2 separate regions of the Homo sapiens genome follow, and region 1 is linked to region 2. A link is an interaction called in ENCODE POLR2A ChIA-PET data of the cell type or tissue named here. Cell type or tissue: Panc1. All regions are shown on one strand. Each heading gives the region's core, and the rest is flanking DNA. Links, peaks and the distances in the headings are about the cores only.

Evidence for each region. Peaks named below come from ENCODE experiments on the same cell type or tissue, not always from the same donor. Only the 100,000 strongest peaks of a DNase experiment are listed, where the experiment ranks them.
Region 1: POLR2A ChIA-PET joins it to region 2 with 5 read pairs; 5 of 35 experiments call an interaction of 5 or more read pairs at or near these places.

The regions. Positions count from the first base shown.
Region 1 is chr13:45,158,342-45,173,446 of GRCh38, forward strand. The region is part of intron 4 of GTF2F2 (general transcription factor IIF subunit 2); the gene reads left to right. Among named protein-coding and RNA genes, the nearest start is that of KCTD4, 35 kb to the right of the region's middle. In Panc1, for the core only: no CTCF peak of the experiment used is centred there; no DNase peak of the experiment used is centred there; H3K27ac peaks cover 2,324 bases.
Region 2 is chr13:45,080,950-45,096,054 of GRCh38, forward strand. No RefSeq gene overlaps it. Among named protein-coding and RNA genes, the nearest start is that of GTF2F2, 32 kb to the right of the region's middle. In Panc1, for the core only: no CTCF peak of the experiment used is centred there; no DNase peak of the experiment used is centred there.

The DNA.
Region 1 (15,105 bases), core at 5,578-10,577, 78 kb after region 2:
CACAATTGTGAGGCCTCCCCAGCCATGTGGAACTGAGTCTGTTAAACTTCTTTTTCTTTATAAATTACCCAGTCTTGGGTATGTCATTATCAGCAGTGTGAAAACAGACTAATACACCACTTAATCCAAAGCAACCCTCTGAAAACTCCACCCATCATCCCCAGCCTTTTTCCAGCCCCATCTGTGAAAATCTCTTACCTTTACCATACTTTCCTGCACAGTGACCTCTGTTTTTCCCCTTCTTTTTCCTCTGTCAGGGATTTGTCTTCTATAGTCATAATCAGCCTTCTCTTTCTGATCCAGCCTTTGTTGATTCTTCCTTCATTTAGACTTGTATGGCAGTAGGTTAGCTCGTTTTGTCCCATTATTAAACCTTGTGGGCAGAGGACTGTATCTCATGGTTATCTCCACGGTGCCTAGTATAGCATTGAGCACATCTGTGGCTTGGGATTGAGCACAGAGTGATGGGTTCATTAAAGCAAACATGTTGAAATCATTTATTTCCTCCTAAGAATTAGTAGTACTCTAATGGTACTTTTTAGAATGGTTTTCAAGTGAGATAGCTTGTTTTAGTTACTCACGGGATGGCTAGTCTCCCTTCAGATATTCTTGATTCAAAGTGGTTTTCTTAAGACACTTGAGGTTCAGAATCGAATATTCCTCACTTTATTTTTTGCTCATTATATTTTGGCACAGGTGATTTTTTAAACTTTCTCTTGGCTAATCAGATTAGCTTAGTACCATATTCTGTGACACTTGGTTAGCCACTCTACATATTGTCATGAGACATATTCCCCAGATAAAGTAGCAGCTGAGTTCACTGATGGTAGGTATTTACTTTCAAGCTTGAATTTGGTAACATGTACCAATTACACATATGACTAAGAACATACTAGTTTGTATTTGAAGAAGAATGTATAGCAATGGTAGTGCTCTTTGAAGATGCTGAATTACCAGTCTTTTGAAAACTTAACTGAAATTGTAGAATTTATAATCTGTCCTGTATGGTACTGTCCTGCAAGTATAGTAAATGAAAAAGGTAAGCGTTTTCTTTCTTTCTTTTTTTTGAGACTCAGTCTTACTATGTTGCCAAGGCTGGAGCGCAGTGGCGCGATCTCGGCTCACTGCAACCTCCGCCTCCCAGGCGCAAGTGATTCTCCTGCCTCAGCCTCCCGAGTAGCAGAATACTCCAAGTAGCAGAATACACCTGAGGTCAGGAGTTCAAGATCAGCCTGGCCAACATGACTAAAAATACAAAAAATTACAGACTACAGACGTGCGCCACCACGCCGGGCTAATTTTTTGTGTTTTTATTAGAGACGGGGTTTTGCCATGTTGCCTAGGCTGTTCTCAAACTCCTGACCTCAGGTAATCTGCCCGCCTCAGCCTCCCAAGTTCTGGGATTACAAGCGTTGGCCACCATGCCTGGCCATGTTTTCATTTTTAAGTTGGATTGTTGGGTGCTAATGGGAAACATTAATTTGGTGCATTTCCCTTATTTTTGGGGGAATATCATATCAGGTATATGATTTTGAGAGGTTTGAATTAAGCCTTCTTTATATGTGTGCTTATAAGCATTCAAAGTACTTTTTCATTGAACTTTTTTTCTTGTCACTGGTTTAAAACATGAATTACACTCTGTTTCCTGAATTATCACCAGCTGCATATGCAGTGGGACTTTCTGAGGCTTTATTTACCTTATCTATCATAATTTAATTACTGTTGTCACTTTAATGGAGCATTTCTTAAACTTTTTGGTCTCAGGGCTCTTTTATACATTATGTGCTAACATTTTTATTTAAAAATCGATTTTCCAAAAAAATAGTGGGAAGAGTGCCATTTTGCAGGCATCATTAATGTCTGACAGCTTAAGACAAGCTGGATTTTCATCTCTACTTCTGTATTCAATCTGTAAAGATCTGCTGTTTTGGTTGAAGTATCTGAAGAAAATCTACCTCTTATAAATACATAGTTGGAAAAGGGAGGAGTAATTAGTAGCATTTTCAGATAGTTGTGGACATTCTTTTGCTACTACACTAAAACTCTGCAAGTGGTAGTTTCTTAAAGGTCACTTGCAGTATAGAATCTGAAACTATTAGCAAACCTTTTCTACTCTCTTACATTAAATTCACAGGTCTGTCTTGTATTTGGAATGAATCTCTTACCCAGACATGATTTTGTAGCATCATACATCCATCATCTGGAGACTATTGGTTTCCTGAATTATGTAGTTCTTTTGAATGTTGACACGTTTCATTATAGAATATCAAAAATTTACATTCATTAGCATCACTACTGATTTTATCAGAAAAGTTTTTAAATATAGGGGAGCTGTTAAGTTTATGGTGATAGGTACAAGTTCTTCAGACTTTAATTTTCACTTAAAAAGTTGAATTTTATTAATGACAACAAATCCTGTCAGCTGTTTTTTTTTTTTTTAAAGGATGGGCTTTTTTCATTGATTTTTGAAAAAATATCTTTCAGATACCCAAATCTGAATAATTATGCTTTGTCTGTCAGTCATTCTTTCAAGTAACAATGATCTTCCACAACAAAAGTAGCTAGCTCAGCACTCAACTCAAACAGTTGCAACTATGCTTTTCTTTGAGGCAATCATCTTATGTTAGTGTCCAGCAGAAGCATTTCATGTGCATTTGCCATTTGGTGTCACAGAATGTTAAAGGATGCATACTCAAGGGTTGAAATTTAATAAAAACAGTTTTTACTGTTCATCAAGGACATTGTGAAGTGAAACAGACTTTTTAAAAAATTGCAAGTGCTAGGTGGTGAAGAATACACCTAGCACTTTAGTGTAGTAGCAAAACAGTGATACAGTTTTGGTACCATTTGGCCTCAATTTGTGGTGGTACCAGTAGCCTTACCCACCGTTGCTTTTGCACTATTGGCAAATATCAACACAGTGAAAAAGGTAATTAAATATTTTAAGAAAATATTTTGACCTTGTGGACACCCAAATGATCTTGAGGACCCCTGGGGATTTATAGACCATACTTTGAAGAATGCTAATTTAGTGTGTGGTAGTGTGAAAAGATTGCAAGCTCCATTTTAAAATACCTGGTGAAGTGTTGATCACTTTTTATTGGGATGGCCTACCTAATAGAGACACTCCTCCCCCCAGTGCTTCTTAGGGGAACCTCATGCGTAACACTGAATTGCATGCCTGTTTCAGTGTTTATTGTTGGTTTTAAGAATACAGGGGCCGGGCACCGTGGCTCAGGCCTGTAATCCCAGCAGGTTGGGAGGCCAAGGTGGGCAGATCACCTGAGGTCAGGAGTTCAAGACCAGCCTGGCCAACATGGTGAAACGCCGTCCCTACCAAAAATACAAAAAATTAGCCAGCTGTGGTGGTGAGTGCCTGTAATCCCGCCTATTCGGGAGGCTGAGGCAGGAGAATCACTTGAACCCAGGAGGCAGAGGTTGCAGTGAGCCGAGATCATGCCATTGCACTCCAGCCTGGGCAACAAGAGCGAAACTCTGTCTCAAAAAGAAAAAATGAATACAGTACATATTTTTTTAACCAGATTTGAACCACTTTTAAACTATTTCTTTTAGGTATAGTTTACACTTTTAGGTATTTATTCCACTTCTGTTGGTGGATAACCTGTCTTAATAAATCTGTATTAAATAAGATAGTAAATACAACCTGTCTTTGTATTTACTATCTTATTTAATTCTCCTCACAACTCCACGAGGGAGGGACTTTTAAAAAATCTTCATTTTGCAGATGATATGACAGAAGCTCTAAGAGATTGTGTGACTAGCCCCTATTTCCTGATATTTAGAAATATATGTTAAAACAGTCTCTTTAAGTAGGTAATAGAAATCCTGCTAGGTCTGCCTGGATAGATGCTCTGTGGTGACTCCAGCTTGTCTCTTTCATCACTGCATTTCACAGGGCAGCCATCTTCAAGTCCCATTCACTTTGGCAGCTAGTGGTTCTTTCTCACTCCGCTAGTAAAGGCCCTATGGAAGGAGTAAGGAAGCTCTGTTTTTTGCTTACTCCTTTGAGTAACAGCCTTGCCACTGAACATTTGGAATCATACCAGCTTCTGACAATCTTATACTTGTGAGGAGGAACAAACAGGAACAAAAATATATGAGTTTAGTGTTTATTTCCTGAACTGCCACCAAGGTTGTGACTGACTGCAGAGATTTAGTTTTGTATTTTACTGCCAACTGCCTGAGCCAGGTCTGCTCTCTGAAAAGTTAAACCTAATAGCAGAAAATGTTCCTTTATTTAGTGGCCAGAAAGAGATTTGTAAAAGCAGTGTTTGCACTCTTCATATTCAGGTATTCATGCATAAATATGTGGTAGCTTTAATAATCTGAGGTTGGGATGAGGAGGATTAAAAGAAACCGCAGTGTAGGATAATATTAAGGTTTGGAATCACAAACTTATTAAAACTTATGATTTACTCTCCAGTTTTTAATTGTGAAATATTTCAAACCTACAGAAAAGTATAGTGAATAGTTTAACCTATGCCTAACAGCTGTATTTCATAAGTGTTGACATTTGCCATATTTCTTTAAAGCTAGAAAACATTTTAGATTTCTCCCCACCCCCCACCCCCTAACCCTTACCTCACTTGCTAGAGGTAACTGTTGTCCTGGAGTTGGCGTGTATTATTGTGACTCATTATGACTAGTCTGCAATTCTCAAAACAAAATCTTTATAGTTTAACTGGTGGAAACTAACCAAGTTCCTTGGAGATGTGTTAGGCAATGTGCTCCAAATTTCTAACAATTGTGGAAGTCCAGTGTTTAGCTTGAGTAGAGATTTTTTTGTGTCATACCTGGAGAAAATGACAGGCTATACAAACATATTTCTCTTCTTCCTTTTGATTTTCTGTAGCTTCCAGTTTATAAAGTCGGTTCTTTGTTTTGATTCATTGTATACTTAAGATCTTAGGAAGAACTTGGTTTCTTTGTAAAACCAAACCTAACTTAGTAAAATCAATTAAAATGTAAATTACTTCAGCGTGGGCAACATGGTGATTCCCCATCTCTACTAAAAATAAAAAAAATTAGCCAGGCATGGTGGCGCACGCTTGTAGCACCAGCTGTTCTGGAGGCTGAGGCAGGAGAATTGCTTGAACCCAGGAGGCGGAGGTTGCAGTGAGCCGAGATAGCGCCACTGCACTCCAGCCTGGGCGACAGAGTGAGACTCTGTCTCAAAAAAAAAGAAAAAAAGTAAATTACTTAGTCGCGGTATTAAAACTAAGTAATTGAAACAATTGTAATTTTAAAATACTTTAATTTTAAAAATTTCATTTCCTTTGGCTTTTTCAAATAACATTGCCACTATTTTTAAAAACCTCATTCAAGGTTATAGTAGCATGATTTTTTCTCTAGTTCTTTGAGCATAAGGGTACCATTATCAAAATTTAAAGTGTAAAAAATGCCATGTAACTGATTTTTCCCTCTGCAGTATAGCATTACATTATAAAAACAGAGACAGGTTATTTGGTTGCCTTTGTATTTTTATCACTTAGAAATGTAGTCTATTGAGGGCTGGATGTGGTGGCTCACGCCTGTAATCTCAGCACTTTGGGAGGCCAAGGTGGGCAGATCACTTAAGGCCAGGAGTTTGAGATCAGCCTGGCTGACCTGACGAAACCCCGTCTCTACTGAAAATACAAAAATTAGCCAAGTGTGGTGGTGCGCATCTATAATCCCAGCTCCTCAGCACACATCTGTAATTCCAGCCAGGAGTTCAAGACCAGCCCGGCCAACTTGGCGAAACCCCGTCTCTACTAAAAATACAAAAATTAGTCCAGCGTGGTGGCAGACACCTGTAATCTCAGCTACTTGGGAGGCTGAGGCACGAGAATCACTTGAACCCAGGAAGTGGAGGTTGCAGCGAGCCAGGATTGTGCTACTGCACTCCAGCCTGGGCAACACAGTGAGACAGTCTCAAAAAAAAAAAAAGAGAAAGGTAGTCTGTTGATATGGTGATGGCACTAGTATAGTAATTCCCTTGGAACAAAGAAGAAAAGAAGGTAAGACTTTAAAACTGACCTATTTTTTTAAAAAGCAATAAAACATGTCGATTTACTGAAGGTTTTCAAGTAAAGAAGTAGCAGCCCTAGTGGCCAGGTAGTGGCTCATGCCTGTAACCCCAGCACTTTGGGAGGCCAGGGTGAGTGGACTGCTTGAGCCCAGAAGTTAGAGACCAGCCTGGACAAAAGAGTGAAACCCTATCTCCACAAAAGATAGCTGGGTATGGTGGCATGCACCTGTAGTCTCAGCTATTTTGGAGGCTCAGGTGGGAGGATCACCTGTGCCTGGGATGTTGAGGCTACAGTGAGTACAGTGATTGTGCCACTGCACTCCAGTGTCAGTGACAGAGTGAGACCCTGTCTGGAAAAAAAAAATAGTAGTTCCTTCTCCCTCAGCATTACTAGTGTCACTTTTGGGGTACCCAGTGCTGGTAAAAAGGCTATACAACAAAAAGTTGCATCACAGCAGAATGGGAAGGGTTACCAAAAAATGGATTAGAGACCTACACTTGAACTGTGTTCTTGATTACGTTGGTTCTGATACAAAGTGCCTAGAACCATTTTACATTCTCATAACTATTTGTTTGGAAGAATTGAAGGAAGTTTTAATTATGGCATATAGATACACAATGTTTACATCTTTATTAAGCAATGATCTTGTTACGCTATAGCTGCTATAGCTGTTTTATTAAGCGGACAGATATAGGTAACCTGTTGAGCACTTATTTTATTTGCTATGATGAGCACTTACACAGTGTGGATGCAGAATCAATTTGTGAGGTACTAGGCAACATTAAGAAATAAAGAGAAATAGAATGGAAAAAATATATATAGATATCTATATATTCATATATATGTGGAATAGAATGGAAAAAACGGAGAAATAGAATGGAAAAAATGTATATTTATATATAATATATACCCATTATCCATTAGATTTATATCTAAAATATATATATATATATATATATTTTTTTTTTCTTTGAGACAAAGTCTTGCTCTATCGCCCAGGCTAGAGTATAGTAGCACAATCTCAGCTTAATTTAATTCTTTAAGTTCAAATTTAAAGATTCATATACAGTAAAGAGAAAAATGAAGTATAAAATTGAAGTGTGACCGATTTCTCAGCTGTATATTAGTAGAGAAGATTTACTTGTAGGATTTTTCATCAGGAAAGAAAATAAACCTTTCTTTCCACTGCCCTCGCCCCCCCCCGCCGCCCGCTTTTAACCTTTTCATTCTGGAAAATTTCAAAACATATGCAAAAGTAGAGAAATAGTACAGTGAACTTCCATATACCTATCATTCATCTTCCTGTGAAGATGGCAAATAGTCATTCTTGTTTCAGCTATACCCCAGTCACTGCCTTTGTGTACCTCACAGGATTATTTTAAAGAAAACCTCAGAGAGCATATCATTCCATCCTTAAATTCTTCAGTACATTCTTTTTTTTTTTTTTTTTTTTTTTTGAGACGGAGTTTCAATCTTCTTACCCAGGCTGGAGTGCAGTGGTGTGATCTCGGCCTACTGCAACCTCTGTCTCCCAGGTTCAAGTGATTCTCCTGTCTCAGCCTCCCGAGTAGCTGGGATTACAGGCGCCCGCCCCTACGCCTGGCTAATTTTTGTATTTTTAGTAGAGACGGGGTTTCACCATGTTGGCCAGGCTTGTCTCCAACTCCTGACCTCAGGTGATCTGCCAGCATCAGCCTCTCAAAGTGCTGGGATTACAGGCGTGAGCCACCACACCCAGCTACTTCAGTACATTCTTCATACAAATTCCTTTTTAGAAAAATACATAACCATAAGGTCATTATGATACCTAAAAAAATTAACAATTCCAAAATATCATGGTAGATCTAGTCACTGGGAACTATGTGATGCTTAAATTTCAGTGTTTTCTGATATTTTTTCCCTTTTAAATACATTCTGTTTTCTGGTTTATGGTCCAACTCTATCAGAAGTCACCATGGATTGCAGTTATATAGGTTATAGCATCCCCTGGTGAAGATGCACTTCGTCAAGTCATTCATGTTACTATGAAGACATGATGCAGTCTTTCTGCAGAACTGTTTGAGGGATTTGGCTGATAAGGAAATGACAGAATAGAAAATTATTTCTGGAATAGTACTGAGGTACTGATGTCAAACTGGAGCCAGTGTTAGGGAAAGTACGAAAGCTGTGTTCACTGAGCTTCATATGGATTGTTTTCAGATTGCATCAAGTTAAAGTTAACAAGCAGATGAGTTTAGAAAGAAAATCTTGTCAATCCACTATGACCAGACTTTAGGGAATAGGGGGCTTTAAAATAAAAGTCAAAGTAAAATAGAAGTAGGTGGTATGAGAATTCGTATGATGAATGGAATAAAAAATGTTATTTAATGTAATAGAGTGAATATGAATAGGGACTATATTGGTATATCCCAGTAGGGACATTATATACAACTTGTATACAAGCCTCAATTTAGAGTATGAATTTCTTCCCTGGAATATTGATAAATAATTGAGAAACCAATTTTGTCTTGAGTTTAAAATCTCTTGAAAGTTAGGTCCATTTATATATCTTTAATACAAAACTGACTAATTAAACATGTTTAAGTTCTGAAAGAAAACCTTATTCTTATATGTTCCTACCAGCCGTTAGACAGCTGTGGCCTGCCCAGAAGCGAAACTCTGGTAGTGGCCAGCACACTTTGAAAGACTGCTCTGTTTAAAAAGAAATGCAGTTGAAGTCTTTTTTTTTTTTTTTTAAAGAACTTCGTGTATGTGTATCAGCCCACAAATTCTTGCTTATACAGACTGTATCATTAGCTATTTCAAAATAATAAAGGGTAAAAAGCCCTACAGACACATACTATACATACTATTTTACTATTTTTTTTTTTTTTTTTTTAAAGATGGAGTCTCGCTCTGTTGCCCAGGCTGGAGTGCAGTGTTGCAGTCTCGGCTCACTGCAACCCCCGCCTCCCTGCCTCAGCCTCCCAAATAAATGTTACTTCAGACTCCTGCCACCACACCCAGCTAATTTCACCCAGCTATTTTTTTTTTTTTTTTTTTTGAGATAGAGCCTTGCTGTGTCACCAGGCTGGAGTGCAGTGGTGCTATCTCAGCTCACTGCAACCTCCGCCTCCCAGGTTCAAGTGATTCTCCTGCCTTAGCCTCCCAAGTAGCTGGGACTACAGGTGCGCACCACCACACCCAGCTAATTTTTTTGTATTTTTAGTAGAGATGGGGTTCTACCATGTTGGCCAGGATGGTCTTGATCTCTTGACGTCGTGATCTGCCCGCCTGGGCCTCCCAAAAGTGCTGGGATTACAGGCGTGAGCCACCGTGCCCGGCCCCCCAGCTGATTTTTGTGTTTTAAGTAGCAATAGGCTTTCACCATGTTGGCCAGGCTGGTTTCAAACTCCTGACCTCAAGTGATCCTCCCACCTCAGGCCTCCCAAACCTCCCAAGTGCTGGAATTACAGGCATGAGCCACCACGCCCAGCCTCACTTGTTTCCCCCCAGTCTAAAAGAACCTTTCTTGAGAATATTTTATGGTTGAAAGTTGTGGCATTTTCTGTTGATAGAGGGAAAAAAAAGTACACCACCCAGTGTTGTTTACAGCTTCAGTTTCTTTTATATAGCTATGCAGAACTTAATGACTATGATGATTTGACACATTTTTTTCCTTACTGTATAATGTGTTATGTGTCAGACTTTTCTTGAGAGAAAGATCTGTACCGTTTAGCAAAGAAAAAAGTCTGGTTTAGAGCACTTCTCAACCCCTTTTCTGCTGCTTCTAGGTGAAGGCTGATGTGTCTTTACATTCACAAGTTTGGGACAGACTCCTATAGATTAGGGGCTGTGGCATAGATGCCCCAGGTGCTGTCAGTGTTCGCCCATAGCCTCTCAAGGCCTTGCCGTTACTGTGCACACTAGCCAACTTTTACATCTCGGCACCTTTGTCTGCCTGAGAGCTTCTCTTGCTGCCAACTACTCTGCCTGCCTGGAGGGCAGGCCAGAAATGCCAGGATTTTAACACTCACTTTGGGAGTGGCGTTCAGCCAATATCTGCCAGGAGTTGTTAGTTGATAAACACCCAGCTCCTTTAATCCTCAGGTAGGGTGACTAAGGCACATATTAAGCAACAGTTGTCCTTAGTAGTATCCAGCTGGTACTGGTTTTCTACACTAATCATTTTATAGGCTCATTTCTTCTTCCTCATTTTTCCAACCCTCAGTGTTTTCTGACAAATAAACTACCTGAACTTTATTTATTTATTTTTTTGAGACAGGTTTTCACTCTGTCACCCAGGCTGTAGTGCAGTGCCCCGATCTCGGTTCATGGCACCCCCTACCTCTGGGGCTCTAGTGATTTCCCCACCTCAGCCTCCTGAGTAGCTGGAGCTGCAAGTGTGTGCCACCACACCTGGCTGGCTTCCTTCCTTCCTTCCTTCCTTCCTTCCTTCCTTCCTTCCTTCCTTCCCTCCCTCTTTCCTTCCCTCCCTCTTTCCTTCCCTCCTTGCTTCTCTCCCTCCTTCCCTCCCTCCCTCCCTCCCTCCCTCCTCCTTCCTTCCCTCCCTCCCTCCTTCCCTCCTTCCTTCTTTCCCTCTTTCCCTCCTTACCTCCTTCCCTCCTTCCTCCCTCCTTCCCTCTTTCCCTCCTTCCCTCCTTCCTTGGTTTCACCCCGTTGCCCAGGCTGGGATTTCTCCATGTTGGCCAGGTTGGTTTCGAACTCCTGACCTCAAGTGATCCGATCGCCTCGGCCTCCCAAAGTTCTGGGATTACAGGCGTGAGCCACTGTGCCCGCCCCTGCTCCAAATTCATAGGTTGAAGTCCTAAACCCAGGTACCTCAGAATGTGACTGTATTTGGAGATAAGACCTGTAAAGAGGCGATGAATTTAAAAAGAGGCAGTGGCAATTGACTGGTGTCCTTATAAGAAAAGGAAATTTGGACACTCAGGAGAGACTGGGGTTGCACATGCACAGAGGAATGACCATGTGAGGAGGCCACAATTGAGTGGCCATCTGCAAGCCCAGGAGCTGAGCCTTAGAAGAAGCCAAAGTTGTAGGCACCTCGATCTTGGACTTCAGCCCCCAGTACTATGAGAAAATACCTTCCTGTTGCTTAAGCCACCCAGTCTGTGGAAATTTGTTATGGCAGCCCCAGCAAACTAATGCAGTGTGATTTAATACTTGTGATTTAGTTTTTTGAACTAAGAAGTCTAGTTGAGGATTTTTAGAAAAATTGATTTTCTTCTTGTGTTTTGCTTTTTTGTTACTAAAATTTTAATTGAAACATAACCTACATTTAAGAAAACAGCACAAATCATAAGTTTATACTGTTGATTTCTCACAAAGTGAACACATCCCTGTAACCACCACTCAGGTAACAAAAGAACATCGTCAGCTATGCTTTGATTTTTGAATCCATGGATCCAGTATCAAATTTTCTAGACTAATTTTTTTTACATGTCTTCAGTAACTTATTCCCTTTTAAATATAGATTACTATTTTTTAACCTTCAAGCATAAGTTTACATGGACACAACCAGTATTGTTTAGAAATGTTGCAATATTAGAAATATTAAGCTTCTTAAGAACTAGGTTTTTAACACAAACCAGAGAGTTATAGTTCCAACATTTATTTTATTTTATTTGATTTTTAATAAGAGACTGGTTATTTATTTATTTATTTAGAGACAAGGTCTTGCTCTGTCACCCAGGCTGGACTGCAGTGCTATGATCTCAGTTCACTGCAACCTCTAACTTCTGGGCTCAAGCGATCTTCCCACCCCAGCCTCCCAAATAGCTGGGACTACAGGCATATACCACCACACCCAGCTAATTTTTTAAAATGTTTTTTGTAGAGACAGGGTCTCATTTTCTTGCCCAGGCTGGTCTCAGACCCCCCCTGCCTTGGCCTGCCAAAGTGTTGGGATTATAGGTGTGAGCCACTGTGCCCAGCTGAGACTGGTTATCTTTGTAACACGCATAGTCTGGTAAATTTATCATTACATGGGCTCCAATTAATTTTTCTTTCTCCCACTTAACATCTTTTAAAATTTTTTTCTGACAAGGCTTAGAAGCAAATAAAAGCTTTTGTGGAAAGTGAATGTCAGTTGAGTCAGTGATGCAGGTAATTTATTTGAATTACTTTTCATGAGTTTTGCAGTCTTGAAATCATCTCCAACAAATGACTTTTTTTTCAGCTAGTGAGGTACTCTGTACACAGAATATTTTCCCCTTGAAACTGTCTTTCTGAGTAAATTATATTCTAATGGAAAGGTTCTGTGGCTTTGAAGTAGTTATTCCTGAAAGCTGGAAAATATAGAGAATCTGCATACAAGAAAGACTAGGGGCTGCAGTCAGAGAAAGGATCAGAGGTGGTATCTGAGAGAACCATCATGAGATCAGAAGAATGGTCCCTGGAGGAATTGGAGAAGTCTAGATGCAAGAGAAGGGTTGGAATGAAAAGGATGTGGCTTCCAACTGACTGAGGGGAGATTGTAATGAAAGCCCAGTGAAGGTAGTAGCAGTGTGATCTGTCATACTGGGAGGGTAGCAGAGAGAGTGGAGGAAGATCATGGTGGTCAGTCAGAATGGTAACAGACAGTTGGCTCAGGCAGCAGCAGAAATTAAATAGGCAGCAATTTAGTAGAGAGAAAGCAACGTTGCTTGCATGAGGTGACATAGCCGTGAAAATGCTACTGCCTAAAACCCTATCTTTTTTTTTTTTTTTTTTTTTTTTTTGAGACAGAGTCTTGGTCTGTCACCCAGACTGCAGTGCAGTAATTCGATCTTGGCTCACTGCAACCTCCGCCTCCCAGGTTCAAGCGATTCTCCTGCCTCAACCTCCTGAGTAGCTGGGACTACAGGTGCATGCCACCAGGCCCAGCTAACTTTTCTGTTTTTTAGTAGAGATGGAGTTTCGCCATGTCGGCCAGGCTGATCTCGAATTGGTGATCCGCCCACCTTGGCCTCCCAAAGTGCTGGGATTACAGTCATGAGCTGCAGCACCCAGCCTAAAACCATATCTTGACTTTAATTCAACTTTAAAAGAAACAGGTTTAAGTAATTTGAGGGTTCTGCATGGTGTTGCCAAGCATTCTGATACCATTTTGTACCTTTGCAATGAGTAAGAAGGATCCCTATTGAAACACTTTAGAGTTTTCTTTCTATCTGAAGTTAGGAAGGAAGTAAACCTAATATTATTTAGTGGTATTTTAAATGAAAAGGAGTATTTACATTATATTGCCTTTTAAAAAATTACAGCTTTATTGAGATGAAAATTCTCATACCATACAATTCACCCATTTAAAGTGTACAAGTGAATGGTTTTAGTACATCCATCACCACAGGTTTAGATTTTCATCATCTCAAAAGAAACCCACACCTATTTGTAGTCACCTGTTATTCTCACCCCAACCTCCCACGCCATAGTCTACTTTCTGGTTCTATAGATTTATCCATTCTGGACAGTTTATATAAATGGAATCCTAAAATACTTGGTCTTTTGTGACCTTTTTTTTTTTTTTTACTTAGCATGATGTTTCCAGGGCTCATTCATGTTGTAGCATTTATCAGTACTTAATTCTGCTTTATTGCTAGACAGTATTCCATCATCTGAATATTTCATGGTTTATCCATTCATCAGTTGATGGACATTTAGATTGTTTCCGTTTTTTTGGCTATTGTGAATGATGCTGCTATGAATATTTGTGTACAAGTTTTTGTGGGAACTTAAGTTTTTATTTCTCTTGTATATATACCTAGGAGTGGAATGTAGTGTGTGAGGGTTCCAATTTCACCACATCCCCACCAACACTTGTTATTGTCTGTCCCTTTGATTATAGCCAACCAAGTGGATGGGTGTGCAGTGGCATTTCATTGTGATTTTCATTTGTGTTTCCCTGTGGTTTTGACTTGTATTTCTCTGATAGCTGATGATTGATGTTGAATATCTTTTCATGTGCTTGTTAGCCATTTGTGTATCTCATTTGGACAAATACCTATTCCAGACCCTTTGCCTATTGTTAAACTAGGTTGTTTATCTTTTTATTATTGAGTTGTAAGAGTTCAATATATATATACACAAATCCCTTATTCAGAGATATGATTTGCAAATATTTTCTCCCACTCTGTAGGTTGTCTTTTTTACTTTTCTGATGGTATTCGTTGGAGTACAGAACTTTTAATTTTGATATAATCTAATGTCTCTTTTTTATTTTTATCATCTTAGCTCTTTGATTTAGGTTCTGATCCATTTTGAGTTAATTTTGTATATGGTATGAAATAGGAAGCCAACTTTAATTCTTTTCCATGCAGCTATCCAGTTTTTCCAGCACTGTTTGTTGAAAAGGCTATTTTTTCCCCATTGAATTCTCTTGGCACCTTTGTTGAAAATTAGTTGATCAGGAGTTGTTTATGGACTCTCAGTTCTATTCCATTGCTCAATGTATCTATCCTCATGCCAGTACCACACAGTCTTGATGACTGTAGCTTTGTAGTAAGTTTTGAAATTGGGAAGCGTGAACCCTCCAACCCTCCACCTTTCTTTTTTTTTCATGATTGTTGATTGTTGACCTATTCTGAGTCCCTCAAGTTTGCATATGAATTTTAAGATCAGTTCCTTAATTTTTGCAAAAAGTAAAAAGTCCAGCTGGGATTTTGGTAGGGATCATATTGAATCTATACATCAATTTGAAGAGTATTGCCATCTTAACAGTATTATTTGGTGGACAGCATTACAAAATATGCAATGTAGAGACACATAGATATAGAAAAAAGTGTACAGAGAGAAAAAATATGTTCTATTTTTCTAATTAAGTTTTTTATTTTGAGGTAATTGTAGATTCACATGTAGTTGTAAAAAATAATACCGAGAGATTGGATGTACCCTTTACTCAGTTTTCCTCAGTGGTAATATTGCAATTCATGGTACTATACAAACCACTGACATTGATATTGACATTGATATAGTCCACTGGTCCCATTCAGATTTCCCTAGTTTTACTTGTACTTAACTGTGTGTGTGTGTGTGTGTGTGTGTGTATTGTTTAGTTTCATGCAGTTTTGTCACGTGTGGTTTCATATACCCATCA
Region 2 (15,105 bases), core at 5,305-10,304:
AACTTTAGGATATTTATGTGCTCAGAGGCAAACTTATCATTTACTCAAAAAGTGAACAACTTTTGGGAGCAGCTGCTATTCATGAGTAAACCAGAAATCAAATTTCAGAGATGAAGTTTTCACATTTCACACAAATAAACCCTCTAACTGCTACTTACATAAAGTCAGGCAAAATAGTGAAAGGACCTCCAGAGCTTAGCTAAATTGCCCAAAAGAAGCTTTTATTGTTGAGATATGAACATTTGGAACCAGAAAGTCTGTTCTCATTCTGCAAACCTGCTCCCAACAACCCCTTCATCCTATTGATTTCCCTTCCAGCATCTGACTTGATTAATTAAAACTGAAAGGGGAACTGCATGGAAGCATAGAGACATGAAAAAAAAAAAAACACTTTCATTTGTGGAAATAAAAGAATTAATCACACCTTGAAGTCAGAGAAGATGGAGATGGTGGGATTTGAAAGACAGTGATCATCAAAGACCTATTCATCAAAGGCCTTTTGTTAAGAAGAGTGGGTTCTGTCGCACAGATCCTCAGGATGGAGCACCTTCTGTAGTAGATGGAATGGTGATCACCCAAAAGATGTGTTCACACCCTAACCCCTGCAACCTGTGAATGTGACTCTATTTTGAAAGTAGATCTTCCCTGATGGAATTAATTTAAGGGTCTTGACATGAGATCATCCTGAATTACCTAGGTGGACCCTAAATCCAATGACAAGTGTCATTAAAGAGACAGAAGAGGAGAAGACAAGGCCAGATGCAGTGGCTCACACCTGTAATCCTTTGGGAGGCCCAAGGCGGGTGGATCACCTGAGGTCAGGAGTTCAAGAGCAGCCTGGCCAACATGGTGAAGTCCAGTCTCTACTAAAAATACAAAAAGTTAGCCAGGCATGGTGGCAGGCACCTGTAATCTCAGCTTCTCTGGAGGCTGAGACAGGAGAATCGCTTGAACCCAGGAGGCGGAGGTTGCAGTAAGCCAAGATATCACCATTGCACTCCAGCCTGGACGACAGAGCAAGACTCCATCTGAGAAAAAAAAAAAAAAAAAGGAGAGACAGCCGGGAGCAGTGGCTCAGGCCAGGCACAGTGGCTCATGCCTGTAATCCCAGTACTTCGGGAGGCCAAGGCGGGTAGATCACCTGAGGTCAGAAGTTCAAGACTAGCCTGGCCAACATGTTGAAACCCTGTCTCTACAAAAGTACAAAAAGTAGCTGGGCACGACGGCGGGTGCCTGTAATCCCAGCTACTCAGGAGTCTGAGGTGGGAGAATTGCTTGATGCCAGGAGGCGGAGGTTGCAGTGAGCCGAGATTGCCCCATTGCACTCCAGCCTTGGCAACTGAGCGAGACTCCGTTTCAAAAAAAAAAAAAAAAAGGAGGAGAAAACAGACATAGAGGAAAAGAGGAGAAGGCCATGTGAAGATGGAGGCAGAGGGGGCCAAAGCCACGGAAGCCAGCAACCACTGGCAGCTGAACCAGGCAAGGAGTGGAGTCTTTTCTAGAGGGACTGTGGCCCTGCTAACACTTTGATTTTGACTTGTAGCCTCCAGAACAGAGAACAGAGAATAAATTTCTGCTGCTCTGACCCACCCAGTTTGTTACTGCAGCCGTAAGAAACCAATCCACCCTCCCACACTCTGTCCTCCCAGTGATCTGCTATTCATCTTTCAGTCTTCACTCAGGTGTTACGTTCTCCATGAGGGCCCCCTTGATCATCTCAGGTAGAGGGGGCCCTTCCTGCTCTCAACTTGCCCAGGGTCTTTCACAGTGGTTCTCACTTGCCATGGGGTTTCTCCCATTGTTCTTGTTTCATTTTCTGGTGACACCCACCCGCCCTTGACCTTCTCTTTGGCACAATGCCTAAGCCCTGCAGTGACTGTCTTCAAGGATTCCCAGGTCCCTTCCCAAAGCTGTGGCTAAAAGTTGTAACTCAGCCTCACATCTAAGTGATCCCCCTCCCCCTTACACTTGCTCCCTTGAGTTTTGACAGGAGGGTAAAAACAGACTTATAGATTTGTTACCTAAAACAGTACCTAGAGCAAGCCTTCGGACACACAGCGTTATCCATCAGCAGCAACCTCTCCTTACCTTCTTCAACACTTGCCGTCAGAAATTGGCTCTCCTGGCTTCTTCTCCCTCTGTTGAAACAACTCATGAAAGCCGTACAGCTGCCTTCCTGGGAGGAAGGCCAGAATTAATCATCTCACAAAATCTCTAATAAAAGGTTAAATACATATTTGAGGTATAATTGACACAAAAAGAATGGAATTTAATGAACTCTAGGAACTGGTGTGTTGGCTTCCAAAATCCCTTTCTAGGCTGGGCGTGGTGACTCGCTACTGTAATCCCAGCACTTTGGGAGCCCAAGGCAGGCAGATCACTTGAGGTCAGGAGTTTGAGACCAGCCTGGCCAACATGGTAAAACCCGGTCTCTACTAGAAATACAAAAATTAGCCGGTCATGTTTGCGGGTGCCTGTAATCCCAGCTACTTGGGAGGCTGAGGCAGGAGAATGGCTTGAACCCAGGAGGCGCAGATTGCAGTGAGCCGAGATCATGCCACTGCACTCCAGCCTGGGTGACAGAGCAAGACTCCATCTCAAAAAACAAAACAAAACAAAACAAAACAAAACAAAATCCCTTTCTATTGCTCTGTGTCCGGGATTTACCTCTCGGTCCTTCCCCTTCCCAGGTTCAGGGACACAGGCTTTTCAAGCCCTCTTCTCAGAGACCTTACCCCACCTGCCAACTTCAAATTTTCCCCTGTGTAATGGGGGAGATTCATTTGTGTCTCAGGGCTTATCCTGAAACGCAAGCTCAGCAAGGCAAGAAGCCCATCCTCCTTGGAGAGCTCTAGTCACTGGAACATTCACAGGTGAGAATTATCCCTCACCACAAACAGCTTCTCCAGGTATTTCATTCAAACTCCTACGGTGCTTTCCTTAATAGGCCAAGGGAAAGAAATTTTCCCCATTTCCTGAAACATATAGCTTTTATAATCAGAAAAATAAACTTTGAAAAATTAAATAATGTGTGAAATGTTATCTAATGTGTACCATACCCAGACAGAAACAAGTGTTGTTAATATACAGCCTGACTATTGATAGAGTTATGTATCAGAAGAATCTTTTAGGAAGTTGATTTGCCAGCATCTGTCAGTGTTTAAATATGCTTTCTCTTAGACCTGGAAATCCTCCTATCAAGACTCCATTCTGGCTAGGCACGGTAGCTCATACCTGTAATTCCAGCATTTTGGGAGGCCGAGGCAGGAGGATCACTTTAAGCCAGGAATTTAAAACCAGCCTGGGCAACATAGTAAGACCCTGTCTCCATAAAAAATAAAAAATTAGCCGGGCATGATGGCATCTACCTGCGGTCCCAGCTACTTAGGAGGCTGAGGTGGGAGGATTGCTTGAGCCCAGGAGGTTGAGGCTGTAGTGAGCTGTGACCACACCACTGCACTCACTGCCTGGGTAACAGAGCAAGACCCTGTCTCAAAAACATTTTTTAAGACTATTCCTAAATGTACATTCAGAAATGTACATGAATATACATGCAATATACTGGTGTAATATAGCAAAATACCACAGAGAGATTGCTTACCAATTAATAAGAAAATAATTAAATAATAGGACAGGCATGCAAGGAGTACTGTAGCCATTTTAGAGAATGCCTTAGGTAAGTATATTCTGACCTGAAAGCATGTTTATAATACATGGTTGAGTGTTTATTATTCACCTGTCAGGGTTGTAAATTCCCTCACACTGTACTCAGGTGTATAAATAGAATCTTACTCCATTATATCCTGTTACAGATTGCATCTTATGAACTCTCATCATTTGGGGCAGTAGCCAGAGTAAAAAGGTAGTCCAATATCACAATCTTAAACCAATCCAATGATCTCAATACCATTTTAGTTACTCTTTCTCTGCTTGGCTAATTCAGGCAAATATTCAGCTCTAGTTCTCTCAAAGAGGAGGTCTGGGTCTATGGTGACGGCTGTGGCTAGGAGGACCTCCTGGCACTGGGAAAAGGGGGCTTGGCCTCCTGCTGGCTGTTGCAGGTGATGGGGGATAGCAGTCTCTGCTGGGGTGTGGTGTATTGAGTCATAATCCCTGGGCCTTCAGCTGGCATCAGACTCTCCCTCTCCCTCCAATTTGTAGTCCCCATTGCAGCCAGAGTGATGCTTTCAAAACTGCAAATCTAGGCCGGGTTCGGTGGCTCACACCTGTAATCCCAGCATTTTGGTAGACCGAGGCAAGCGGATCACTTCAGGTCAGGAGTTCAAGACAAGCCTGACCAGCATGGTGAAACCGTCTCTACTAAAAATACAAAAAAAATTAGCCAGGCATGGTGGTGCACTCTTGTAGTCCCAGCTACTTGGGAGGCTGAGGCAGGAGAATTGCTTGAACCTGGGGGGTGGAGGGTGCAGTGAGCCGATATGGTACCACTGCACTCCAGCCTGGGCAACAGAACGAGACTCTGCCTCAAAACAGTAGATAAATAAAAAGAAACAAAACTGCAAATCTAATCATGTCACTCCTTTGTAGAGTAAAATTTAACACCTCCTCATTGTCCCTAGGAGAAAGACACAAACCTTAACACCATCTAGGAGGCCTTGCATGTGTTACCCTTAACTTTCTCTCCTCCCTCACCTTGTACAACCCTACCCCATTCCTTGATGCACCTGGCCCTTCTTTCAGTTCCTTGGATGTGTACGGCTTTTGGACCTGCCATCCACCACCTGCCCCCACACTGTGTCCCATTCCTTTTAATTTCTGTTATTCTTCCAAATCCATTCCCCCCAGTCCTCATCTTTTATCTCCTTGACATTCCAATTTCCCTCGATTATGTGCCACAATATATCTCCACTCAAATCTCTTACCACAGTTGTAATTTTATATGTATTTGTGACACATATGGTACTTGAAATATATCAGATGTTTGATAAATACTAGTTCCTTCTTTCTCATTTATAATTTAGGCCTGTCAACCAGGTTGGTGCTCACTGAGGGAATGCCTATTATCCTGCCAGCTATTTCCCACTGTAGATTAATAAACTGAATTCAAGTTTATAAAGCAGCTGGAGAGTTCTGGTTACAATGATTCAGCTCCCCAAAGCCCAGTTGCATGGGACATTGCAATGTTTTTTCAGTTTCCAGGGCCGCTGTAACAAATTATCATAAACTTGTATGGCTTAAAACAATAGAAATGTATTTCCTCACAGTTCTGGAGGCCAGAAATTCCAATCAAGGTGTCAGCAGGGGAGCCAGGCACGGTGGCTCACACCTGTAATCCCAGCACTCTGGGAGGCCAAGGCGGGTGGATCACGAGGTCAGGAGTTCGAGAGCAGCCTGGCCAATATGGTGAAACCCCGTCTCTAATAAAAATACAAAAATTAGCCAGGTGTGTTGGCATGCGCCTGTAATCCCAGCTACTCGAGAGGCTGAGGCAGGAGAATTGCTTGAACCTGGGAGGCGGAGGTTGCAGTGAGCCGAGATAGTGCCACTGCACTCCAGCCTGGGCAACAGAGTGAGAATCCATTTCAAACAAAACAAAACAAAACAAAAAAGTGTCAGCAGGGCTGTGCTTCTCTGAAAGCTCTAAAGGAGGATGTTTCCTTGCCTCTTCCTAACTTCTTGTGGTTACTGGCAACCTCTGGCATTCCTCAACTTGAAGATGCATCACTCCTATCTCTGCCTCCATCAGCACACAGCCTTCTCCCAATGTGTCTGTGTCCAGATTTCCTTCTTCTTACGAAGACATCATTAATTGGATTAGGACCCATCGTCATCCAGTATGACCTCACTTTAACTTAACTAGTTACATCGGTGAAGACCTTATTTCCAAGTAAGGTCACATTCTGAGGTTTTGGGTAAATATGAATTTTGGAGGGATGCCTTCCAACCCAGTACAAATGTTCATTAGTCACCATTAAATATGACTTATTGATAGGCTTATTAACATGCTTGTTAATAACATGCACTCACTGCCTCCTGGGTTCAAGTGGTTCTCCTGCCTCAGCCTCCCAAGTAGCTGGGATTACAAACATGCACCACCACACCCAGCTAATTTTTGTATTTTTTGTAGAGACGAGGTTTCACCATGTTGGCCAGGCTGGTCTTGAACTCCTGACATCAGCCAATCCATCCCCACCTCAGCCTCCCAAAGCACTGGGATTACAGGCTGAGCCACTACGCCCAGCTGAACTTTTTAGAAGTAATAGTCAGGGCATTTTACTGACATGAAAGAATGCTGTGTTCATCCGTTTGGGCCACTGTAACAGAATACTTTAGACTGGGTAATTTATAAACAATAGAAATATATTTCTGGCCAGGCATAGTGGCTCATGCCTATAATCCCAGCACTTTGAGAGGCCAAGGCGGGTGGATCAGTTGAGGTCAAGAGTTCAAGACCAGCCTGGCCAACATGGCAAAACCGCGTCTCTACTAAAAATGCAAAAATTGGCCGGATTTGGTGGCTCACGCCTGTAATCCCAGCACTTTCGGAGGCCGAGGCAGGCGGATCACAACGTCAGAGTTCAAGACCAGCCTGACCAACATGGTGAAACCCTGTCTGTACTAAAAAAAAAAAAAAAAAAGACAAAAATTAGCTGGGTGTGGTGGCACGCACCTGTAATCCCAGCTACTCAGGAGGCTGAGGCAGGAGAATCGCTTGAACCTGGGAGGCAGAGGTTGCAGTGAGCTGAGATTGTGCCAATGCACTCCAGCCTGGGAGATAGATCAAGACTCAATCTCCGAAAAAAAAAAAAAAAGTTCTGGAGGCTGTGAAGTTCAAGATCAAGGCACCAGCATATTTGGTGTCTGGTGAGGGCTTGCTCTCTACCTCAAGGACAAGGCCTGCTTCCTTCATCCTCACATGGGAGAAAATGTGAACAAGCTCCTTCAGGCCTGTTGTATAAGTGCACTAATCTCATTCATGAGAGCTCTGCCACCCAAAGACCCAACCTCCCAACACCACTGCACTGGGAATTAGGCTTCAGTATAGGAAGCTGTGGGGGCCACAAACATTCAGACCATAGCTAACGTTTATGCAATGTTGTTTAGTGTATGTTTTCCTGTATCATAGGTGGAGATTCACTCCCACTCCACTCAGATCTATTAATATAATGTTATCCATTGCTTCCAATTAAAGTATCTAATTTAATCAATTCTCACCTTCTTACTGCCATTTGTATAGAAAACATTGAAAGAAAAAAAATTGAAAAGCAAATCAAAACATCTTCAGACTACAGACTTGTCTTCCTTTGTGTGAATAGAGCATTCATTATCTAATTCCTTGTGGCTTGAAGTTTTCTTCTTGTTTGCTTTTAGACATTTTTTTATGGGAAGTATATTTGTATTAATACTTTATATATGATAAATGATGAGCATTTTCTTTTCTTTCTTTCATTTTTTTTTTTTTTTTTTTTTTTTTGAGATAGGATCTTTCATCCAGACTGGAGCGTGGTGGTAGAACACAGCTCACTGCAGCCTCAGCCTCCTGGGCTTATGCAATCCTCCCACCTCAGCCTGTCAAGTAGCTCAGACCACAGGTACCCCCACATCCAGCTTTTTTTTTTTTTTTTTTTTTTTTTGAGACAGTCTTGCTCTGTCACCTAGGCTGGAGTGCAATGGTGTGATCTTAGCTCACTGCAATCTCCACCTCCCAGGTTCAAGCAGTTCTCATTCTTCCTCCCAAGTAGCTGAGATTGGGCACCCACCACCACGCCTGGCTAATTTTTTATATTTTTAGTAGATATGGGGTTTCACCATGTTGGCCAGGCTGGTGTCGAACTCCTGACCTCAGGTGATCCACCTGCCTCGGCCTCCCAAAGTGCTGGGATTACAGGCGTGAGCCACTGCGCCCAGCCCCAGCTAATTTTTTTAAAACATTTTTGTAGAGATGGGGTCTTGCTGTGTTGCCCAGACTGGTCTCAAGCTCCTAGGCTCTAGCGAACCTCCCGCCTCAGCCTCTGAAAATGCTGGGATTACAGGCCTGAGCCAATGTGCCTTTGTCTTAGAAACTGCTGGGACTAGGTACTTTCTTACTGGCATTGCAAAAAGAAAACCAGAGCTCAGAGAGTTGAGTCTTGGCTATAGTTGATGAGGCAGAAGCTGAGGACCTAGGGTAACTAGACAAGGCCACAGAGAATTGCTCAGAGAGCCAGGTTCTGAGTCACCTGAAATCCTGTGCTGGTCTACAGTGGTGAGGGCTCTCACTCCTGGCATGAGAATGACTTCTGGAACCTCGGAACCTCAGCCAAACATTTCTTCTTATTATTATTTATTTATTTATTTATTTATTTATTTTGAGATGGAGTCTTGGTCTGCTGCCCAGGCTGCAGTACAGTGGCACGATCTCGGCTCACTGGGACCTCTGCCCCTCAGGTTCATGCAATTCTCCTGCCTCAGCCTCCCAAGGAGCTGGGATTAGAGATCACACCAACACACCCAGCTAATTTTTGTATTTTTAGTAGAGATGAGGTTTCGCCATGTTGTCCAGGCTGGTCTTGAACTCCTGACCTCAAGTGATCCACCCACCTTGGCTTCCCGAAGTGGTGGTGGGATTACAGGCGTGAGCCACCAAGCTGGGCCCAAACATTTCTTCTTGACAGAATCCCAAAGTCAATGTCAGAGGTTGGTGCTTCCTTCCTTACATGATACTGTTTCTTACTGTTCAACATAGATTCTGGGGCAAAAGAGGTTTAGAGGACATAGCAATCAGTTACAAATGTCCAATTGTGGATTGAATCCTGGTTTGGACAAATGAACCATAAAAGACATTTCCGGAACAATGGAAATAAATTGAATGTGGACTGAGGTATTAGATAATATTAAAGAATTGTGACTGGGCGCAGTGGCTTACGCCTGTAATCCCAGCACTCTGGGAGGCTGAGGCGGGCAGATCACTTGAGGTCGGGAGTTCAAGACCAGCCTGACCAACATGGAGAAATCTTGTCTCTACTTTAAAAAAAATATAAAATTAGCCCAGCGTGGTGGCATGTGCCTGTAATCCCAGCTACTAGGGAGGCTGAGGCAAGAGAATCGCTTGAACCCGGGAGGCAGAGGTTGCGGTGAGCCGAGACTGTGCCATTGCACTCTAGCCTGGGCAACAAGAGCGAAACTCCATCTCAAAAAAAAAAAAAAAGATTATGATCAATTTTAAGGTGATACATTGTTTCAGCCATATTCTTAAACTTTCAGCTGTACGAACGAACAATTATTTATTTATTTTTGGGGACAAAGTCTCACTCTGTCGCCCAGGCTGGAGTGCAGTGGCGCAATCTCAGCTCACTGCAACCTCTGCCTCCTGGGATCAAGTGATTCTCGTGCCTCAGCCTCAACAATAACTGGGACTACAGGCGCGCTCCACCATGCCAGGCTAATGTTTGTATTTTTAGTAGAGGCAGGGTTTCACCATGTTGGCCAAAGTTGTCTCGAACTCCTGACCTCAAGTGATCTACCTGCCTCAGCATCCCAAAGTGCTGGGATTGCACGCATGAGCCACTGTGCCTGGCCACAACATTTATTATTTTATTTATGTATTTATTTATTTTAAAGTGAAAGCAAGTTTAGTAAGAAAGTGAAGAAATAAAGAATGGCTACTCCATAGGCAGAGCGGCCCAAAAAATGTGTTTTTAAGCAACATTTTGAAATTCTAAAATGCTCTTTTATGTTTTGTAGAGACAGGGTCTCACTATGTTGCCCAAGCTGGTCTCAAACTCCTAGCTCAAATGATCCTCCCACCTCAGCCTCCCAAAGTGCTGGGATTACAGGCGTGAGCCACTGAGCCCAGGCTCTAAAATGTTCTAAAAGTAAAATTGTTACCAACAGTGATTTATGGCAAGGGAGATGGAGGAGAGGACATTTTTACTTTCTACTTTACACACAGGGGAAAAGATATGTATATAACTATCTACTCAAGAAACATCAGACAAACCCAGATTAAGAGACATTCTATAAAATAAAATAACTGGCTTTTATACTTCAAAATGATAAGGTCATGGAAGACTGAGACGAGGAACTGTTTCAATTAAGGGAGACTAAATTAGCTTGACAATACAATGGACAAGTCTGGATTACATCCTGGACTGAAAAAAAAATTTAAACATTTTTGCTACAAAGGACATTACTGGCAAAATATAAAGTCTGTAGGTTAGAAGATAGTATTGTATCAATGCCAAGTTAGTGATTTTGATTATTACACTGTAGTCATGTAAGTGAATATCCTCATTCTTAGGAAAGATATACACTGAAATATTTAAGGGCAAAGGGCATCACGTCTGCATCATGTCTGCAATGCATATTTTGTTTACATACAAAACATATACAAAATACTATATCTATCTGGGAGATATATGTACTCGTGAGTATTATGAGAGAGAGAAAATGTGAGAAAAAAATGTGAGGAGAAAAAGCAATGTGGTAAAATATTTACAACTAGGGAATATAAGTGAAAAGTTCTTTCTACTATTCTTGCAATTTTCTTTTTTCTTTTTTTTTTTCTGAGACAAGGTCTCACTCTGTCACTCAGGCTGGAGTGCAGTGGCATGATCATAGCTCACTGCAGCCTCGACCTCCCAGGCTCAGGTGATCCGACCACCTCAGCCACTCAAGTCGCTGGGATTACAGGTGTGTGCCACCACATCTGGCTAATTTTTTAAATTTTTTGTAGAGACAAGTTCTCACTATGTTGCCCAGGCTGGTTTCGAACTCCTGAGCTCAGGTGATCCTCCTGCCTCAGACTCCCAAAGTGCTAGGATTACTGGTGTGAGCCACCACGCCTGGCCTTCGGCAAGTTTCTATAATAAAAAGTTACCCTCCAACATCCCTTCTCTATCTTTTGAAGAGAATCAAAAAGTTGTTTCCTCATCTGCAAAATAGAAATAAAGGCTGGGCATGGTGGCTCATGCCTGTAATCCCAACACTTTGGGAAACAGACAGGAGGATCATCTGAGCCCAGGAGTTTGAGACCAGCCTGGGAAATATAGTAAGACCCCATCTCTCCCCAAAAAAATCAAAAATTAGCCGAGCATGGTGGCGTGTGCCTGTAGTACCAGGAAATGTGGAGGCTGCAGTGGGAGGATTGCTTGAGCCCAGGAGGCAGAGGTTGCAGTGAGCCTTGATGGCACCACTGCACTCCAACCTGAGCAACAGAGTGAGACTTTGCTTTTTTTAAAAAAAAAAAAAAAAAGAAGAAGAAGAAGAAGAAATAAACAGCCAGGCGCAGTGGCTCATGCCTGTAACCCCAGCATTTTGGGAGGCTGAGGTGGGCAGATCACCTGAGGTTGGGAGTTCGAGACCACCCTGACCAACATGGAGAAACCCCATCTCTACTAAAAATACAAAATTAGCTGGGTGTGGTGGCACATGCCTGTAATCCCAGCTACTTGGGAGGCTGAGGCAGGAGAATCGCTTGAACCCAGGAGGCGGAGGTTGCGGTGAGCCAGAGATCACGCCATTGCACTCCAGCCTGGGCAACAAGAGACAAACTCCATCTCAAAAAAAAAAAAAAAAAAAAAGAAAGAAACAATAGTAATTATCTCTTGGTCTTGTGATTACTAAATTAATGTAGCTTAAGGGCTTGGCATGTTACAAGACAAATTGAATTGGTCAAGTCGCAAATAGTTGAAAACAGAATCCTCTCTCATTAATTTAAGTATAAAGGCATTGACTGAGGGAACTGAAGAGCTCACAGAACTTTTGCGAGGGGCAAAAACCTGGACTCACAGAACAAAACCACACCAATTAAAAAACTAACCCGCCAAGAGAGCTGCTACCCCTGCCACAAGTAGGAAATTAAGGACTATGGAAACCACAACCACAGCTGCTGTTTGACTATGCCGTCTTTGCCATCATCCATGCCAGCCAAGAGATGATTCATAGCCTGCCTCTCTCTCCAGAATTTTCATTCCAAATTAAAACTTCATGTGAGTTTATCTAATCATGGAAGCCTAAAATACTTCTATCCCCTAGCTGCAGAGGATTCTGGGAATGTCATTTTTAGTTTTCCAGGCTTTGCCATGCAGAAAGCCATGCCAGCAGGTGGTTGCAATGGACATGGAGACAGTCAGTATCTGCAAGAGCTCACAAATGTAGCTACTCAATCTCTGAGGTTTCTTCCTATATTTAAATTTCTTTTTTTTGTCTAGGCATGGTGGCTCATGCCTGTAATCCCAGCACTTTGGGAGGCCGAGGTGGGTGGATCACTTGAGGTCAGGAGTTCGAGACCAGCCTGGCCAACATGCTAAAACCCCATCTCTACTAAAAACACAAAAAAGCAGCTGGGCATGGTGGCACATGCCTGTAATCCCAGCCACTCAGGAGGCTGAGGCAGGAGAATCACTGAACCTGGGAGGTGGAGGTTGCAGTGAACCAAGGTTGCACCACTGCACTCCAGCCTAGGCAACAGAGTGAGACTCCATCTCAAAAGAAAAAAAAAAATTTTGCCAGCATCCCAAAGTGCTGAGATTATAGGAGTGAGCCACCACACCCGGCCATATACTTAAATTTCTGTACAGAAAAACACCTGCTTTGCATAAAGCAACTATCTTCTGTATAAACAAAAAGCCCTCTCCTTCTCTTTAAAATGGGAAGCCCAAAGTCACAGGAGTTCCTGGGAGTCCTCTGGGAGACTTTTAATTCTTCTAGATTAGTCAAATTTTGTCTTGATATACTGCAACCTGTGGACTAAATTGAAAATTAACCAAACCAACACATACAAAATGGTAAGGGAAAAGGGAGTGGGGGTGGAAAGAGGAAAACTCATGTTAATACATTAAAAAATACATTACTAATAGAGTTAATAGGTACAGATATTGGCTGAATGCTTCGTGGCCAAGTGTTAATGTTAAAATCAATTCTTTTTTCTTTTCCTTTTTTTTGTTTTTGTTTTTTGAGACAGAGTCTCGCTCTGTCGCCCAGGCTGGAGTGCAGTGGTGCAATCTCAGCTCACTACAACCTCTACCTCCCAGGTTCAAGTGATTCTCCTGCCTCAGCCTCCCAAGTAGCTGGGACTACAGGTGCCCAGCACCACACCCAGCTATTTTTGTATATTTTTAGTAGAGTCGGGGTTTCATCATGTTGGTCAGGTTGGTTTTGAACTCCTGATCTCAAGTGATCCACCCGCCTAGGCCTCCCAAAGTGTTGGGATTTCAGGTTTGAGCCACTGTGCTTGGCTAAAATCAATTATTTGACAAAGGCAAGATCAAGGCTAAGTATTACTAACATAGAATGAATTTCTGAAATATAGGAATAAAGCTGGCATTTTATCAAAATGTCTCAATAACTGTTAAAAATTTATTATGATAGATTTTGGTGGTCTATGTTAAAAGTTGATATAGTAAAGAACAACATTGTTAGCCCCTGGATTGCGTCTGTCCTCACCACACTGCACATGAATGTTACTAAATGGTCAATTTCCTACGAGGTTGGAAGAGTAGCGAGACTTTTTTTCTAGCACAGCCAATAGAGTCTTTGGCTGATGGGGATGTTACCACTGCAGTATGAAGTTTACTTCTACTCTAATCAGAATTGACTAAAGTAAGGACTTATTTTCAACTCCTGGCCTTGGAGATAAGTAGATTGTGATAAAGCAATTTCATTGAAGCGATCTCGCAAATAGAGGCTCTGTGAACCACTTGAAAATGCTTCTGCACATTTTCAGAAGCAGATTTGAGACAGTTGTGGGGATTTTTGCTCTTCTGTTTCTAATATTTTAGTATGCACATGCAGCCTCACACAATTGCTTGAGAAAACACTGTCCTTAAACTTTGGAAATGGAAATTTTTTTCAATGAGCAGTATAATTTATTGGACTTGTAATGATAAAATGTGTTTTTAATACTTCATTTTTTCCACCACTTTCTTCTTTTCTTTATACTTTTTCTGTTCTTTATTATGCATGGATCATAAATGATTGTCATTTATGACAGTGAAATGAAATGAAAACCTTTGGAGGTTTTCTTGCCTGTAAAAAATTCTGAGGTGACAGAGTTGATTTTGTACTTTAAAATTAAAATTTGGCCTCACAAAACATAAAGAAATCTCTTAGAACTTTAAAAGATAAACCCATGCCCTAAACTTAATTAAAAACAAATTATGTAAATTTTAAAAGAAACACATTTGTCTCCCATTATGCCTCAGCTCATCATAGGAGAAGAACATAAGAAAGCAGGAATAAAGACCGTGAGAAGGGTGAGGCAGTGGCCTACGCCTGTAATCCCAGCTACTCGGGAGGCTAAGGCAGGAAAATCGCGTGTAGTGAGTTCCAGACTGTAGTGAGCTATGATCGCATCACGGCACTCCGGCCTGGGTGACAGAGCCAGACCGTGTCTCAAGAAAAAAAAAGGCTTGGTGTCGTGGCTCATCCCAGCACTTGGGAGGCTGAGGCAGGTGGATCACTTGAGGTCAGGAGTTCGAGACCAGCCTGGACAACACAGTGAAACCCCATATCTACTAAAAACACAAAAATTAGCTGGGTGTGGTGGTGCGCGCCTATAATCCCAGCTACTCAGGAGGCTGAGGCACGAGCATCACTTGAACCTGGGAGGCAGAGGCCACAGTGAGCCAAGATCGTGCCATTGCCTCCAGCCTGAGCAACAGAGCAAGACTTTGTCTCAAAAAAAAAGAAAAAAAAAAGACAGTGACAAGACAGAGGAGTGATAGATGGTCACACACCCAGCCACTGGGGAGGTAGATTCTGGTAAATCCTGAGGTGCTGAGCATGCACTTGAGAATGAGTGCCTCCCAAGTGACAAGCCTTACCAGGCGCAGTGGTGCACATCTGTAGTCTGAGCTACTTCGGAGGCTGAGGTGGGAGGATCACTCAACCCCAGGAGTTCAAAACCAGCAAGGACAGCATAGAGATCCTGTGTCTTTTTATTTTTATTTTTTTTGGAGACAGGGTCTTGCTCTAGCACCCAGGCTGGAGTGCGGTGGCATGATCACAGCTCACTACAGCCCCGGTCTCAAATGATCCTCCCACCTCAACCTCTTGAGTAGCTGGGACTACAGGCACACTAACTTTTGTATTTTTTGTAGAGACGGGGTTGTTGCCCAAGCTAGTCTCGAGCTCCTGAGCTCAAGCGATTCTCCGGTGTCAGCC